Linked DNA regions of Mus musculus: region 1 is linked to region 2. Evidence: chromatin loops called from intact Hi-C (ENCODE). Cell type or tissue: heart. All regions are shown on one strand.

Region 1 (8,000 bases), 130 kb after region 2:
GTTCAGTGAGGAGGGAGGTCTGACTGAAGCCTTTCCCACAATGATCACATTTGTAAGGCTTCTCCCCCGTGTGCGAGATCTGATGCGGAACTACATCTGAATTAAATGGGAAGCCTTTGCCACCACCACCACAGGAACGGGCCTCCGCATCTATGAGTTCTCTCTGAAGTATAAGAAGGTTTGAATTGAGAATGGGGTTTCTTCCTGACTTACTGCACGTTTGGGCTGTGTCTCCTGTTTGAATCTTCCAGTGGGTCACTGTCATCTGAGTGAAGCCCCCGTCCTGAGAGGAGGGACTCTCCAAGCTCTGCTTGTCTGGGTTCCCCAACAGCTGCGCCAATCTGTCTTCATGAAATTCCCGAGACTCAGAGGCAGAGGGCTCCAGCACTGTGAGTTCGTCTGACATCATCTTATGTGAATTTTCATCCCCAGAAATTCAGGCTTCCGGATCCCCTTCTTGCCACTGGCTCCCTACAGGAGAATCTGAAATGAGAAAAGAAGCTGGTCTTTCCCCTTTGGTAACGAGAACGGGCCGAAGGTGTGGAGTTAAACTACCATCCGACAGAGAGGAAGCACCTCCTCTGCCCACACTTCTGACCTTCACTGTTACCAGCCCCAATCAGCCACCCACATGGGAAGGCTTCCTGCGGCCCGACCTGTGATATGGCCAACCTTAGGACAAATAGGCTGTGCTACACAGCACTCTTCTAACTTGTGTCCTGTGTGGGTGACAGAGGGATAGGGATATAGTCAGGACTCTACTTAAAAACCAAGACATGTAATTCCAAGATCACTCAAATAAACTCTATCACTCCGACTGCCCACCACCCTCATTCACATTCTGCATCGTGTGATCTTTATCTTGTCCCTACCCAGAATGCATCTCCCTTTAGGCTATTTGTAGCATTCAGGGCCTCAGTGCTAGCAGCATTTCTGACCTATAGTGACTGAGCCTGAAGCCAAGAACCCAGTTAGAATCTCCACACTTCTAACCTCTCCCTCTTTCAGTGGCCTTATAATCTGGTTCCCTCTGTGAAATCCCTTAATGATTGGAGTGATGCGGGCAGTTCCTGTCCTAGCCTCACTGGCACAATGTTCTCACTTTATATCTACTTAGCCCCCATAAATGGTTGGGCTCTATACCCAAAAGTTAGCCCACCTCAGATAAGAAATTAACAAAATCAAGCAAACACACACACACACAAAACCCCTACATTTGTACCAAACATGAACGTGTCCCTTTTTCGGGGAAGGGCCATTATTCCTTGAAAACAACATACTTACCTACTTGTCACAATGTATTAGGTGTGATAAGTAACGAGATGATTTAAAGGACAGAAAGCTGTAAGTAGATAGAGAGCATACAAACATTACACATTTTCTCCTTAAGGCAGGGTCTCACTCTGTGGCACTGGCTGGCTTAGAACACACAATATGGACCAAGCTGGTCTCAAACTCACGAAGATCCACCTACTTCTGCCTCCCCAGTGCTGAGATTAAAGGTGTGTGCCATCACTCTGGCAACTACAACATTCTGAGAAACTCAAGCATTCTTTGATTTCAGTACCTGCAGTGAGGAACTGGTATAGAATCCTTTCCTGCATGGACTGGTGAGATGACTCAGCGGTTAAGAGCACTGACTGCTTTTCCAAAGGTCCTGAGTTCAAATCCCAGCTCAAAACCATCTGTAAGGAGATCTGACACCCTCTTCTGGAGTGTCTGAAGACAGCTACAGTGTACTTACTAAATAAATAAATAAATAAATAAACAAACAAATCTTTAAAAAAAAAAAAAAGAATCCTTTCCTGCACCTTACCTGCCCTTTTCTTCCCATCACCTGTGTGAGACCAGCTCTGGCTAGATCCCACCTGTTTTGGATCTGTCTGAACTCTTGCTCTCTACACTGACAGCTCTGACACCCTAAGGGTGTGTCAGCCATGTTCTATACTCACCCAACTCTTCTTTTTAATCCATCACTAGAGCTCTAGAGACAGCTCAGAGGTTGAGGGTACTTGCTGTTCTCATAGAGGACCCAGGTTCCCAGCCCACAAACCGATGGGAGCTCACAACTGTCTGTGACTCCAGGGGATCTGATGCCACATTCTGACCTCTGTGGGCACCAGGACCACATGTGGTACACACACACACACACACAGACACACACGAACACACACAGACACACAGAGGTAAAACACTCATATGCATAAAATAAGCATTTAAAATATCTAATGTTTTTTCCTACCCCTTAACCCTTACTTCAGTGAGAGGAAAGGCAGGGAGACAGGAATGGCCACTTCCACCACTGACCTGCGTTCCCATCAGCCTTCCTCCCTCTGGTTTCAGGAATCAAGCTGTACTTAACCTGAAGAAGGTCCTCACCTCCACTTGCTCTAGGCCTTCTCCCATCCCATCTCATCAAGCCACCGCGCCCTCCCTCTTGAGATAAAAACCTCTCTGCTCCTCTAGCCTGCCATTCCAAGTCAGCACACAGTAATGCGAGTTCTTCCACTAACTGGGGAAAGCAAGCTGGAAGTGACACAGTAGGGAACAAGAGGCCTTTGACATCCTGTAGGTGGAGCATCAGCATCTCACTTTAAAAAACTAAATGGGGGGCTGGAGAGATGGGGCGGGTAAGAGCACTGACTGCTCTTCCAAAGGTCCTGAGTTCAAATCCCAGCAACCACACGGTGGCTCATAACCATCTGTAATGGGATCTGATGCCCTCTTCTGGTAAGTCTGAAGACAGCTACAGTGTACATAGATATAATAATAAATAAATCTTAAAAAAGAAAAACAAACAACTAAATGGTACACTTATCTAGTCTCAAGCACTCTGGGGAACGTCCCAATTTCCTATCTCAAAGAACATGAATACCAAGCTAACTTCCCAAGTTCTAGTTCCTCTCCAGTTACTGTCTCTCCTCTCCACAATGACACTCAATGGTCACTGAGTTTATCTTACATCTCCTCTCCTCTGTTACTTTTTTTTTAAAAAAAAGATATTATTTATTATGTATTATGTATTATTATGCGCTCTCTGACCTGTAGGCCAGGCCATTATCCTGCACCCTGCTCCTGTCTCAGAACCTCAATGCTCCCTCTACTGGTGTCTCTCAAGGCACCAGGGTGACAGTCTTCTAACCTGTCTTCACACTCTCCTCCTCCACGGCCTTTCTACAAAGCCAGCAGGCTGACCCTTTCAAAGCATAAATGAAATGGTGACTTTCTATTTTAAAACCTTCAAGGCTCTCCAATCCCCTCCTACCACCATTCTTCCCCAAGTATGTAGGTGAATTAGCAGGAACACTTGAGTCACTTACTAGACAGTTGTGGTGAATATGCTTGGCCAGGGAGTGGCACTATTAGGAGGTGTGTGTGGCCTTGTGGAGGAAGTGTGTCACCGTGGGGGTGGGCTTTAAGAGACCCTTGTTCTAGCTGCCTGGAAGATAGTACTCTTCTCCTATTTGCCTTTGGGACAAGACAGAAAACTCTCAGCTCCTGCATACCTGCCTAGATGCTCCCACCCTGATGATAATGGGCTGAACCTTTGAACCTGTAAGCCAGCCCCAGTTAAATATTGTCCCTTACAAAAGTTACCTTGGTCATGGTGTCTGTTCACAGTGTGAAACCCTAACCAAGACAACACTTGAGCTCAACCTTTCCCATCACCCCTTCTAAGAGCTGGCTGTTCTCAGGGGCCAGTGCTCTGCTCTGCTCCATGCAAGCCTGAAGCTTCAGAACCCCTAAAGCTACAGCAAGGCAGTGCTGCCAGCCCGTGGCACCAGAGTCTCACTGGCATTCAGTATAAGGAAGTTCAAGGCAACCCAGCCAGCCACAGGGTTTGGCAAGGACCTGCATACGCTCACGTTTTAGAAACCACCGATACCTTCTGACTTTTATTATTTTATGGAGTGCTAAGGATGGAACTCGGGATATTATGCATGCTAAGCAAGTGCTCTACCAGTGAGCTGCACCTCAGCCCCTTATATCAGACTTAGAATGACTACGCTACCTGGACACAAGCCTGCAGCTGTTTACAAGAAGAGCTTAGAATCATGTGTGCCTCTCGGTGACTCTTACAACTCGGCAGCTAGAGATGGCTGAGCAGTTAAAAGCACTGACTACTCTTCCAGAGCACCCGGGTTCAAGTTCCCCAGAACCCCATAGCCGCTCACAACTCTGTAACGCAAATTCTAGGGGATACAACGCCCTCTTCTGGCTTCTGAGGGTACCAGGTACACACATGATGGACAGACTAACAAGCAGGCAAAACACCCATGCTGCAAGATAGGATCACACAGTGAACACCAAGATACTGTTAGCTCAGCCCTTAGCACACACCTTTAATCCTTCTGGCTGGACTACAGACACACCCTTAGTTCACACTTTTAATCCCAAACAATGAAGGCAAAGATAGTTTGTACAAGGAAGCACCCATGTTTGGAAGTGATGTCTGATTGAGAGGCGGACAAGGTGACAAATCAAGAAAGATTTGACAGAACAGGATATACCAACTCTTACTAGAAGAGAAAAGAAAGGGAAGCCACTTAAGGGGCCCGCAGTCTAGAGAAAGAAGAGAGGCAGTTTTACAGACAGTTTGAGGAGAGAACGAGCCAGAAGATTAGAACAGAGTACCAGACTTAGTTGGAGGCCAAGCAGAGCAATTCAGAAGCCAGACTGAGTGAGTCAGCTGGGAGACAAGTTTGATACAGAACAGCTGAGTTAAACCAGCCAGAAGATTCCAGAAAGAACCAGAAGGGATGAGCTTATTCAGCAGCAAGTCTCAGGGGCTGAAAACAAGTTTAGGCCTAGATTAGATTGGACAGAGGCTAGAAGCTTCCAGGACTAGCAAGCTAGGAGATGGAGGCAGTAAACCTTAGAGACAACAATTCCATCAGGAGAATAAAAACCAACATTAGACACCCATACACATAAAGAAAAACAGGAGCAGGAAAGCTTGCATCTCTGCAGCCTTGGGAATAACCAGGCGGGCGGGCCTCGACATGGTGTCCCTGACAACCTGTGGATGTGCCACTGCAGCTGTGGAGGTAGCTGGGTGCTGTGTGTGCAAGGCATGCTATTTGAGGTCAAAAAGAATAGAGCGAGTGACTGGCTGCTCTCTTAGGACTCCTATTCCAACCTCTACCTCTAGCCCCTACATACAAGGATCCTGCTGACACAAACAGTCTTCTTTTCCTAACAAGCCCAGGGCCTTTTAGCAGCCATTTTCCATAAGCCAACAGAGCAGTCAGAGGGCTCTGTGATTTACTTCAGAGACACCACTTTGTTCTAGCCCACTGCTTCTCTGGCATCCCGTCCACTTCCAGATCAGACCATAAGTCTTGTAGGGGAGTGGGGGTACTTTCCCAGGTCTACCCTCTCTCTATATCATCCTCCAACGCATTCCAGAACCAGAAATCCACCCCCAAGGCTCCAGGAGTGTCCATAGCTGCATGTGTTGGCTTGTGAGGTTTCTCTATACCTCCCATATGAAAAAAGAATGCCATCATTATGCCAAGTATTAAAACAGATACAATGCCACATCCGTGACAGGAACAAAGGTCTGCTCTCTGCCTTAAAACTTGATGTGTATATGTTTGTTTGTGTGTGTGTGTGTGTGTGTGTGTGTGTGTGTGTGCGCGCGCGCGCGCGAGGGGCATGGGGAGTCTGATTTCTTCGTGATCAGAAGACATTTGTTTCTTTCATTGTAATGGGTCTCAAAGGAACGATGTCTAGAAGAGCACAGGGCGATTGTGAATATCAGCTCTCCACCTGGAAAACTACTTGAGTTTAGAACTGTTCTTCTGCTAATATCCCGGGAAACCTCTAGCATAGCACTCAAGCCCTGGGGACTCCTGGACCACGGTGGGGCCGGGTGCAAAGAGGACTAAATGTCCCTGGCATTATCACAGAGATGTCATAGACGTTGACTCAGACACTTCATGGAATAGAACAGCTTGTATGACACCTCACCCCACCTAAGAATCCTCCTTCATGACATACGGAGCTGATTCTGTCCAACACACATATTATCTTCAACCCCTGAAGCACTGGGGTGCCTGCACTGCATCCCCTCGGACAGAGGCCGAAAGGACTGAGGGAAGGCAGAAGGCAGGAGGGCAAGGTCCAAGCCGAAGAGCAGCGTGGCGCGCACCTGCATTCCATCACCTGAGCGGCTTAGCCTTCAAGCAGCCATCCGGGGGCCCGACCTGCAGGCGCCGAGGCCGAGTGTGCAACCCTCGAGGGCCTCGATGTCTGCGGACGATCGGTCCATGCATCTACCGCCCGCAGCTCGGCGAGGAGACGCAAGGCTCCGGCCCGAACCAAGCGAGGAGCTACGGACAGAGGCCAAAGCGAAGTGCAGCCGGCCCGGGACACCAACCAACTCGCTGAGCCCCGCCGGTCACGAGCCCGCCCACCCGCGCGAGCCGCTCCGCCTCACTCACCCGGAGCTCGGCGGCGAGAGGACGGCGCGGAACCAAGCCGAGCAGCATCCAGGCGGGTAACCCCGGGCGGCCACAAAGCCCGCACCGCTGCCGCACGCCCCGGCCGGAAACTGCCCGAGGCTCCGCCCGGAGGACATCCGTAGGCACTCTAGGATAAGAATGGGGGCCGGGGCCGTCTCCCTGTCACAGACTTCCGGGCCAGATTCCTGCGGTCAGCCGGAGGACCCAGTGCGCAGACGCGGTGGCTGAGAGCCCTGTTTGCGCACGTGGGTGTGGGATTAGCGGCGAAGCTAGGCAGTAGATGTCGTCAGACTTCCCTGGAAGAGCTGGGAAAGGCAGGCTCTTTAGAGAGCTTTTAGTAAAGATTTCTTGTTGGTTGTTAGTGATGGTTCTGTATGTAGCTTTTGGTTTTAGCTTTGAGCGTTTAGAACATCTTTATCATTATCTTATGTGTGTATGCCTATGGTGGAAAGACAACTTTGAGCCGCTGTGCCTATGACACAACATCTTTGTAATAAACCACTGGAGACTCAGAGTAGTGAAATCGAGGCAGTTTATTTTACAACTTTGCAAAGTCAGGTGTGAGCCTAGAATGCCAAGCTCACTCACTGATGGAGGCAGAACTTTATTTTATTGTGTGTTTTAGTGTTTTGCATGTGTGTATGTCTGTTCACCATATGTGTGCTTGGTGCTCCTGGAGGCCAGAAGAGGGCATTATATTCTCCTGGAAATGGGATTATAGACACAGTTCTTAGCTGCCATGTGGGTGCTGGAAATCAAACCAGGATCCTTTGGAAGAGCACCAACCAACTGCTTGATCTTAACCCCAAGGAATCTCTTCAGCCTCGTGGAAGGTACAACCTTAAGAGTCATCTAGGTCTTAACAAAAAAAAAAAAAAAATTGTGTGGGTTTATCTCTATATTTTATATCCTGTTTTTAAAAAATCTGCCACTGAAACTGCACAGTGCCAAGCCTCAGCTGCCCTCCATGAACTGTTCATGTCTTCAAAACCAGTAAGTACCACCTGGGTGACTCTTATGCTACCAAGTTCAGCTGCCAGCATGAGGGACAACCTTGGCTGCTTCTGGAACACAGCTTCTGTGTAGCTCTTAGGAAATACTTAGAAAGTTTTTACCTCAATGATGCTAGTTTCTTCTTAATCACTACTAATTCTTCAGCTGTAGCTGACCAGCATCGAGTATCACAGCAAAGCAAAGGTTTCACTTTAGTAGTCCTGGTATCTTGTTCATTACAGCTGATTCTTCAGCCTCAGCTAACCTGAATCCCAGAATCTTTTTTTTTCCATTTTTTATTAGGTATTTAGCTCATTTACATTTCCAATGCTATACCAAAAGTCCCCATACCCCCCCCCACTCCCCTACCCACCCACTCCCCCTTTTTGGCCCTGGCATTCCCCTGTACTGGGGCATATAAAGTTTGCAAGTCCAATGGGCCTCTCTTTGCAGTGATGGCCGACTAGGCCATCTTTTGATACATATGCAGCTAGAGACAAGAGCTCCGGGGTACTGCTTAGTTCATATTGTTGTTCCACC
Region 2 (8,000 bases):
TGCATGAGCACTTGCTCCTTGTTCTCTCCAGAGAGCCCCTTTCTGGGCTCCCAAATTCCTTCCCTGGGATCTCTTCTGGGCAGTGGCTGCCCTGTCTTCTGCCACCCTCTCTTCTGGCCTCCATGCCAGTAGGTGTGTCTGGCTTGGACAGCTCCTCCTTCCCTCTTCTGTCCCAATACTTGGCTGGACTAGTGGGAGGATCTCCCAGCCCAGCCCAGGTACCTGGCCTCCAGACTACAGAAGTGGGCTGGATTACAGGTCATTCAGCCTTGCCTTCTGACCACCCGTCAGCTCTGCTGCCAAAGTCTGTCTGGGACCTGGGCGGGCTGGGTACTTCCATGTCCTGCCGTTGGGCCTGGCCTTCCTTGGGGTGGGGTCCTGCTGACCCCTAAACCCTGGCTGCAAGGGCCCAGCCTGCACCTCACTGCTGCGTGGGGAGTCCTTCCCACGGCAGAGCTGGGCGGGTGGGCCAGGATGGGAGAGGGTTGCTGAGTCTCCCACTTTCCTGACAAGCCAGTGGCTCTCTCCTTCTGTCCTGCTGCAGATGGCAGCTCAACGGCAGCGGGCACTGGCTATCATGTGCCGGGTCTATGTGGGCTCCATCTACTATGAGCTGGGAGAAGACACTATTCGCCAGGCCTTTGCTCCCTTTGGCCCCATCAAGAGCATTGATATGTCCTGGGACTCCGTTACCATGAAGCATAAGGTAAGCAGATGAGAGCTACCCTGGGGCTCTAGCTTGCCCTCTGTCTGCTTTCCTTGCCTTCTAACACCTTCCTGTATTCAGGGCTTTGCCTTCGTGGAGTACGAGGTCCCAGAAGCTGCGCAGCTCGCTTTGGAGCAGATGAACTCTGTGATGCTTGGGGGCAGGAACATCAAGGTAAGGACAAGAAAGTTTGGTCTTAGCCGGGCAGTGGTGGCACACGCCTTTAATCTCAGCACTTGGGAGGCAGAGGCAGGCGGATTTCTGAGTTTGAGGCCAGCCTGGTCTACAAGTGAGTTCCAGGACAGCCAGGGCTAGACAGAGAAACCCTGTCTTGAAAAACCAAAAAAAGAAAAAAAGTTTGGTCTTGGACCTAGAATAATTGTTCCGTGAAGTTACATACATACAAGCAGTCACCACAGGCCTAGGCTGATGTTTCTTCTTGACCTTCTTCAGGTGGGAAGACCCAGCAACATTGGACAAGCCCAACCCATCATAGATCAGCTGGCTGAGGAAGCTAGGGCTTTCAACCGAATATATGTGGCCTCTGTACATCAAGACCTGTCTGATGATGACATCAAGAGTGTATTTGAAGCCTTTGGCAAGATCAAGTCTTGTACGCTGGCCCGGGACCCCACAACTGGCAAGCACAAGGGCTATGGTTTTATCGGTGAGTTTGGGAAGGGCCAAGGAGAAGAGGGAGCCCGCCTCTTACTGGGGCTGGCTTTTCTCACTGCTCATCCTGCCCTGCAGAATATGAGAAGGCCCAGTCGTCCCAGGATGCTGTGTCCTCCATGAACCTCTTTGATCTGGGTGGCCAGTACTTGAGGGTGGGCAAGGCCGTCACACCCCCCATGCCCCTGCTAACACCTGCCACGCCTGGAGGTCTCCCGCCTGCTGCTGCTGTGGCCGCAGCTGCAGCCACGGCCAAGATTACAGCTCAGGTGAGAGCTGGTGCAGTGATGAGTGTGGACAGTGGGTGGACAGACCCACTCAGCCTTTGGGAACTGGCTCTTAGATGGTTTGGGTGGGAACAAAGAACTGACTGTGAGAACAGACTAGAAACTGACTCTGCTTGTCTTTTGGTTGCAGGAAGCAGTGGCTGGAGCAGCAGTGCTGGGTACTTTAGCCACACCAGGACTAGTGTCCCCAGCACTGACACTGGCCCAGCCCTTAGGGGCCCTACCCCAGGCTGTCATGGCTGCCCAGGCCCCTGGAGTCATCACAGGTGAGTCTGAGTTGATCAGGTTCTCTTCCATTCCTTTCCCCTCTCCTCTAGGGTCTGTCTTCAGCTTCCCAACCCATACTTACTTCGGTGTAATCCCTTGAATCCAGGACAGGCTGGCTATCGCCAACCATCTCTTTACTCTTTCCCAAACAGGAGAGTGTATGTGTGGCTATTAAACTCGGTTGGTTTTGCTGCAGGTGTGACACCAGCCCGCCCTCCTATTCCGGTCACCATCCCCTCTGTGGGAGTAGTGAACCCCATTCTCGCCAGCCCGCCAACGTTGGGTCTGTTGGAGCCCAAGAAGGAGAAGGAAGAGGAGGAGCTGTTTCCTGAGTCAGAACGGCCAGAGATGTTGAGTGAGCAGGAGCACATGAGCATCTCGGGCAGCAGTGCTCGCCACATGGTCATGCAAAAGCTACTCAGAAAACAGGAGGTAAGTAGGTGGGCTCGTGCCAGGCCCGCTCTCGGCGGTATGAATGTGAAGTAGTGGGTGATAGGTCGCAGCATTCAGGTGTCTTTCCCACAGTCACAGCAGTCAATTGTCTTTCCTACAGTCTACAGTGATGGTTCTCCGAAACATGGTGGACCCCAAGGACATCGATGACGACCTGGAGGGAGAGGTGACAGAGGAGTGTGGCAAATTTGGTGCTGTGAACCGGGTCATTATCTATCAAGAAAAACAGGGCGAAGAGGAAGATGCAGAAATCATCGTCAAGATTTTTGTGGAATTCTCCATGGCCTCAGAGACTCACAAGGCCATCCAGGCCCTCAATGGGCGCTGGTTTGGTGGTCGCAAGGTGGTGGCTGAAGTGTATGACCAGGAGCGTTTTGATAACAGCGACCTCTCCGCGTGACTTTGGCCTCATTTCCTGGACTTGCACTTGCCCCTTCCTTCCTTTGGGTTTTGTAAAGTGTTAACCGTGGTGTGTCCCTGGGACCAGGCACTCTGCCCAACCCACCCTGTAGTGTACATAAAGATGCAGATACCACTGGCCCTGAAGTCCCTGTGTCTGAAATTGGTCCTGTGACCCAAGCTGGTTGTGTGTGGAATGTCTTATCAGGGTTCCAAGGCACCAGGGACAAGGAGGGCGTTCAGCCTGCTGTGCAGGGGTGAACAGGAGGGACCGGGGTGGACAGGCCTTGCTTTATCTTCCTTTGTGGGGAGTGCTGGCTTGCAGCCTTGCTCACGTGGATAGCTCTGAGAGCTGTCTGGCCCTGAGATCTGTAGGATCCAGGACCAAGAGAGCATTTTGTGGGCGGGCGGGCATCTGAGTTGTTACACCTGCTAGTATGGGTTACGCCAGAGCGAGGCCGGAAATCCCGACATGCCCCGCGCGAGACCGCTACGGGTCGTCGGAGACGCCACGCCGCGTGGCCCTTTGGGAGCTGTAGTTTTGAGCAGAGAGGGCGGGCCTAGGCTTCCCGGCGGGCTGCGCGGCTGGGCGGTTGTCGCGGGCAGCGGCGGCGGTTCCGGCTGCGGTGCTGCGGGCGGATGAGCTGCTAGGTGAGCAGGCCGGGCGGGATGCGGAGCCGCCGCCGCGCCCCCAGCGCCTAAGAAAGCGCTGCCGGGTCAGGCCGTGCTGCCAGCTGTGTGCCGCCGTCGGAGCCTACAGCTCGTATTGAACGCGGGCCGAGCCGAGCGCCGACCCCGGCCACAGTCCGGGACCCGGCTGCCCGCCCCACCCCCGCGCGCGCCGCTCCGCCCGCGCTCGGCGCTCATGCGGGCCGAGCCCCGCCCCCCGGCCCGAGCCCGCCGAGCGCCTCCCGAGCCCGCGCTCACTGCCCGCCCGCATCATGCTGAAGTGCATCCCGCTCTGGCGTTGTAACCGGCACGTGGAGTCGGTGGATAAGCGGCACTGCTCGCTGCAGGTTGTGCCAGAGGAGATTTACCGCTACAGTCGTAGCCTCGAGGAGCTGCTCCTCGACGCCAACCAGCTGCGCGAGCTACCTAAGGTGAGCGGCCGCCGCACCTGCTGCCCCGCGCTCAGTTCTCGGGGTGGTGTATGACTTCTGGGGCAGCCGGCTGGAGCGAGATCTCAGCAGGCGCTGCCCGAGCTGGGCACCGCAACCTCCAGCCGGCCCTGCAGGTTCCTACTGGTCAGAGCCCCGCCCCAGCCAGCCCCACCCTCCTCCAGCCGCCGGTGTTGGCACCTGGTGGCAACCTGTCTGGGGACTAAGTAGATACTGAACCTAAAAGGGGAGCCAACAGAGAAGCCCATGAGAGCACAGGAGGAGGATGGGTCCAGGGTGCGAGACCGACCCGGGTTAGCAACTGTTAAAGCTAGTTGGGCTACTTTAAGGGTAGGAAGTTGGTTTTCTTGCACTGTGTTCTGCCTTCGTTTTGGGAGGAGAGGTTTGCAGTGCTGAGTGGGACTCTCCTAAGATACTTGCAGTGTCAGATCTATTCTGTCATCGCTCAGCGGAGAGCCCACCTTTCACTGTCTGTGTTCCTTCCTGTCGGGTTTGTTTGGGGTTTTTTTTGTTGTTGTTGTTCTGAGGCCACACTAGAAGGAAGGCCAAAGGAGGCAGGTTATGTAGGACTTACTTTTCTGAGATAGGGGACTCAGTGGTCTGATATTCTTGCCGGCTGGTGGCGTTGCGGGTGTTCTTCATAGACCTTTATGGTATCCGTGTGTGAATCTTGGACATTTTGCACTTGTGTTTCTCTCTGGTGCCTGTTGTTGTTATTGCTTTTTTTTTTTTGTTCTGTTTCTTGAGACAGGGTTTCCCCTTCGTAACCCTGGTTATCCTGGAATTCATTCTGGCTGTCCTAGAACTCAGAGATCCACCTGCCTCTGTGGGTACTAAAGATGTGCACCACCCACAACCCACCCCAGTGCTCTCTGGTGTTTTTATTGTTGTTCTCTCTTTGTTAAGCTCTTGCTGTTCATTGTTGGGGTTCCTGAAGAGCTCCAAACTCCTTTAGAAGAGGTAGTTTGGATAGTAGGTAGGATACTGAGAGTGACTGACCCATAGGGCAGAGGGCAGGGGCTATCCATTTGGGAGCTGCTGATGTCTTGCCTGGGGCATGTTATCTGGGTGACATCTGGGTAATAGTGAGAGGTGGGCTTTCCACCGAGAAATGAGAGCGTAGGTCTGACAGTATCTTAGGAGAGTCCCCCTCAGCAGTTGCAGAGTATCATTGCAGAACAGCAGTGGTACATGTGACAAATGACACAAGGGAGACCAGGCATCAGGTGGGCAGGGGTGTGTTTTGCAGGCTTCTTTGTCTGGTTTTTCAGCACACTGGGTATCATGGCTAGAGCCGCAGAACCTTGTGTGACCTGGGATACAAAGAGGTCCAGGACCCTGTGGCCATGATCCTCCTGGTTTGGAAACTCTCCCATACCCATAGGGCTTTGGCTATAGAGCCTGTTCCCCTGATCACATCTTCTGCCCACAGCCCTTCTTCCGACTGTTGAACTTGAGAAAGTTGGGCCTCAGTGACAACGAGATCCAGCGGCTGCCTCCTGAAGTGGCCAACTTCATGCAGCTGGTGGAGCTAGATGTGTCCCGGAACGGTAGGGGGGGAGGGCGGGTGGCACTCCGTGAACATAGGGGGGAGCATAGGGGCTCCTGGGAGCTCCTGAGGCGTGCCATCCTCACGGCACCCTCTCCAAACACAGATATTCCTGAGATACCTGAGAGCATAAAGTTCTGTAAGGCTCTGGAGATTGCAGACTTCAGTGGGAACCCCCTGTCTAGGTAAGTGTTAGCCCACAGTGCGGGTTGGCTCTTGGCCACGGCAGGGTCTAGAGCTCTTCCATGCGTATCTGAGGCCTGTGTTGCTTTGTTTCTCCAGACTTCCGGATGGCTTCACACAGCTACGCAGCCTGGCTCACCTGGCCCTGAATGACGTGTCCCTGCAGGCACTGCCTGGAGATGTGGGCAAGTGAGTGCCCCTTGATGAGTGGATCTGGGTATAGGCAGTGCTTGTCTTGGTTCTGCCTTCCTCAGCCCTGGTCCTTGGTCTCTTTCAGCCTGGCCAATCTGGTGACCCTGGAACTCCGGGAGAACCTGCTTAAATCTCTCCCTGCGTAAGTTTGGGGCCTCCACCCAGCAGAGGTAGAGCTACCCTGGGGCGTGGCCTGAGTGGCCACATGCAGATGTTGTCTTCTGTACAGGTCCCTGTCTTTCCTGGTGAAGCTGGAACAGCTGGATCTGGGAGGCAACGACCTGGAAGTGCTGGTGCAGTGAGGGCTGCCTGGGGAAGCAAGGGTGTGCTGTGGGGCAGCTGCTGCTCCTGGGTGTCACACTGCTTTCTCCTGTCTTTGTCCATTCTTGCAGCCTGACACCCTGGGGGCTCTGCCTAACCTTCGGGAGCTATGGTTAGACCGAAACCAACTGTCAGCGCTGCCCCCGGTAAGTGAGGGTGGGACTGGCTTTATCCCCTACCTGCTGCCCTTTGACCTTTTGTCTGTCTGCAGGAGCTAGGCAATCTGCGGCGGCTGGTGTGCCTGGATGTGTCAGAGAACAGGCTGGAGGAGCTGCCTGTGGAGTTGGGTGGGCTGGCACTGCTCACGGATCTGCTGCTTTCCCAGAACTTGCTTCAGCGGCTGCCAGAGGGCATCGGTCAGTGTGCCAATCATCAGTGACCTTGTGAGGTGCCAAAGAGGGGCTTGGGCTAGGATCTGACTTAACCCAGGTTAGAGGTGTCCAAAGAGGGCAGGTGCAGTAAGCGAAGGCCAAGATCAGATACCCATTCATCCAGTTAGCACTCAGGCGTCAGGGCAGTTTGTTATGAAAGAATTGGGATGTAGGTTTCCAAGGGTCAGGGGTGGGGAAGAGTCTCGGAAGCTGAGTCTGCAGTAAGAAGGGTGGGGCCGGGTATGGGGAGCATAAGAAATCTTGGAGACCCAGAGAAGCCCACTGTCACTGAAATGTGGGACCAGGCTATGGCCGTTCGGAGGACCTACATGCTCAAGTGCCTTTGACCTGATTTCGGTCTAGTCACCATGTCTCCTTGATGCCAGGTCAGCTGAAGCAGCTGTCTATCCTGAAGGTGGACCAGAACCGGCTGTGTGAGGTCACTGAGGCCATAGGGGACTGTGAGAACCTCTCGGAGCTGATCCTCACGGAGAACCTGTTAACGGTAGGGCAGCCCCGAGGCACCGAGCCTCTCAGGGTGTGATGAGCGCGGTCAGTGCACCTGATGGGAGTGGCATGTGCTGCTGGTGGCTTATCCCAAGGGAGGTGCTTGCTAGGGCACTCTTGGCATATGAGATTGCCTCGGATCCACTGGACCCTGTAGGGGTTAAAGAGCCCGTGTGTTGTTTCGGACATGCAGTCTGGGCTTAAGACTGGAAAGAAGACAAAGGCAAATTGGACAGAAGCACGTGTGCTTCATACAAATAGGGTGAGCAGAGTGCTAGGGCCAGACTAGAGATGTCTGTGCTAGTGTGAGTCTCAGGCTGAGAGACAGTAGCGAGCAACTTTCCTGTCTGTGGGGTACTCACAGTCATGGTAGTGAGAGAAGAGGGTGATGAGGAAACGAGCAGCAGGTGTGAGTAGCAGGTACCGTGAGTAGTGGAGGAGGCACAGAAACGTGGCCTTGGTAGATTGAGCTGGGTGGCTATGGGTGAGGGCCAGAGAGAACAGTCTAGGGTGTCAGGGAGCCTGGCAGGATGTATGCTGTCCTTAAGGGGGAGAGGTGGAGGAGGGTGCCAACTGGTTCTATGTCTAGATCCCCTAACCATAGTTCCTTTGGGCTGTGGGGAACCCTGATAGCTATGGAGTTTACCTTAAGGGAGACCTTTACTTTCCCAAGGCCTCCCTTTTCCTCCTAATAATCAGGGGTTTCTCTCAGCCTGAGACCCTTCCTTTGCCCGGCAGGCCTTACCCCACTCGCTGGGCAAGCTGACCAAGCTGACTAACCTCAATGTGGACCGGAACCATCTTGAGGTGCTGCCTCCTGAAATCGGAGGCTGTGTGGCCCTTAGTGTCCTCTCTTTGAGAGACAATCGCCTGGCTGTCCTCCCTCCTGAGCTTGCCCATACCGCTGAGCTGCACGTGCTTGATGTGGCTGGGAACCGGTGAGTGTCTGTGTGACCCCTGGGGCCCAGGTGGCAT

The links. Peaks named below come from ENCODE experiments on the same cell type or tissue, not always from the same donor. Only the 100,000 strongest peaks of a DNase experiment are listed, where the experiment ranks them.
Region 1: it touches region 2 in a loop (2.6-fold over the local background); 4 of 42 quality-filtered maps call a loop at or near these places.

The regions. Positions count from the first base shown.
Region 1 is chr15:75,939,606-75,947,605 of GRCm38, reverse strand. It overlaps Zfp623 (zinc finger protein 623), which reads right to left and starts at 6,654. Exons shown (of 2, transcript NM_030199.3): 1 at 6,447-6,654; 2 at 1-483. The coding sequence starts at 409. In heart, CTCF peaks have their summits at 3,094 (motif pointing left) and 6,742; a DNase peak (open chromatin) is centred at 6,645; H3K4me3 peaks cover 2,245 bases; H3K27ac peaks cover 1,501 bases.
Region 2 is chr15:76,065,113-76,073,112 of GRCm38, reverse strand. Scrib (scribbled planar cell polarity) reads left to right here and starts at 3,329. Exons shown (of 36, transcript NM_001310543.1): 1 at 3,329-3,884; 2 at 5,335-5,452; 3 at 5,558-5,636; 4 at 5,734-5,823; 5 at 5,912-5,968; 6 at 6,056-6,119; 7 at 6,219-6,293; 8 at 6,359-6,503; 9 at 6,905-7,023; 10 at 7,764-7,963. The coding sequence starts at 3,726. Puf60 (poly-U binding splicing factor 60) reads left to right here. Exons shown (of 12, transcript NM_028364.2): 6 at 545-706; 7 at 788-880; 8 at 1,160-1,373; 9 at 1,457-1,647; 10 at 1,796-1,931; 11 at 2,129-2,364; 12 at 2,486-2,931. The coding sequence ends at 2,785. In heart, no CTCF peak of the experiment used is centred here; DNase peaks (open chromatin) are centred at 313, 2,252 and 3,282; H3K4me3 peaks cover 2,717 bases; H3K27ac peaks cover 1,851 bases.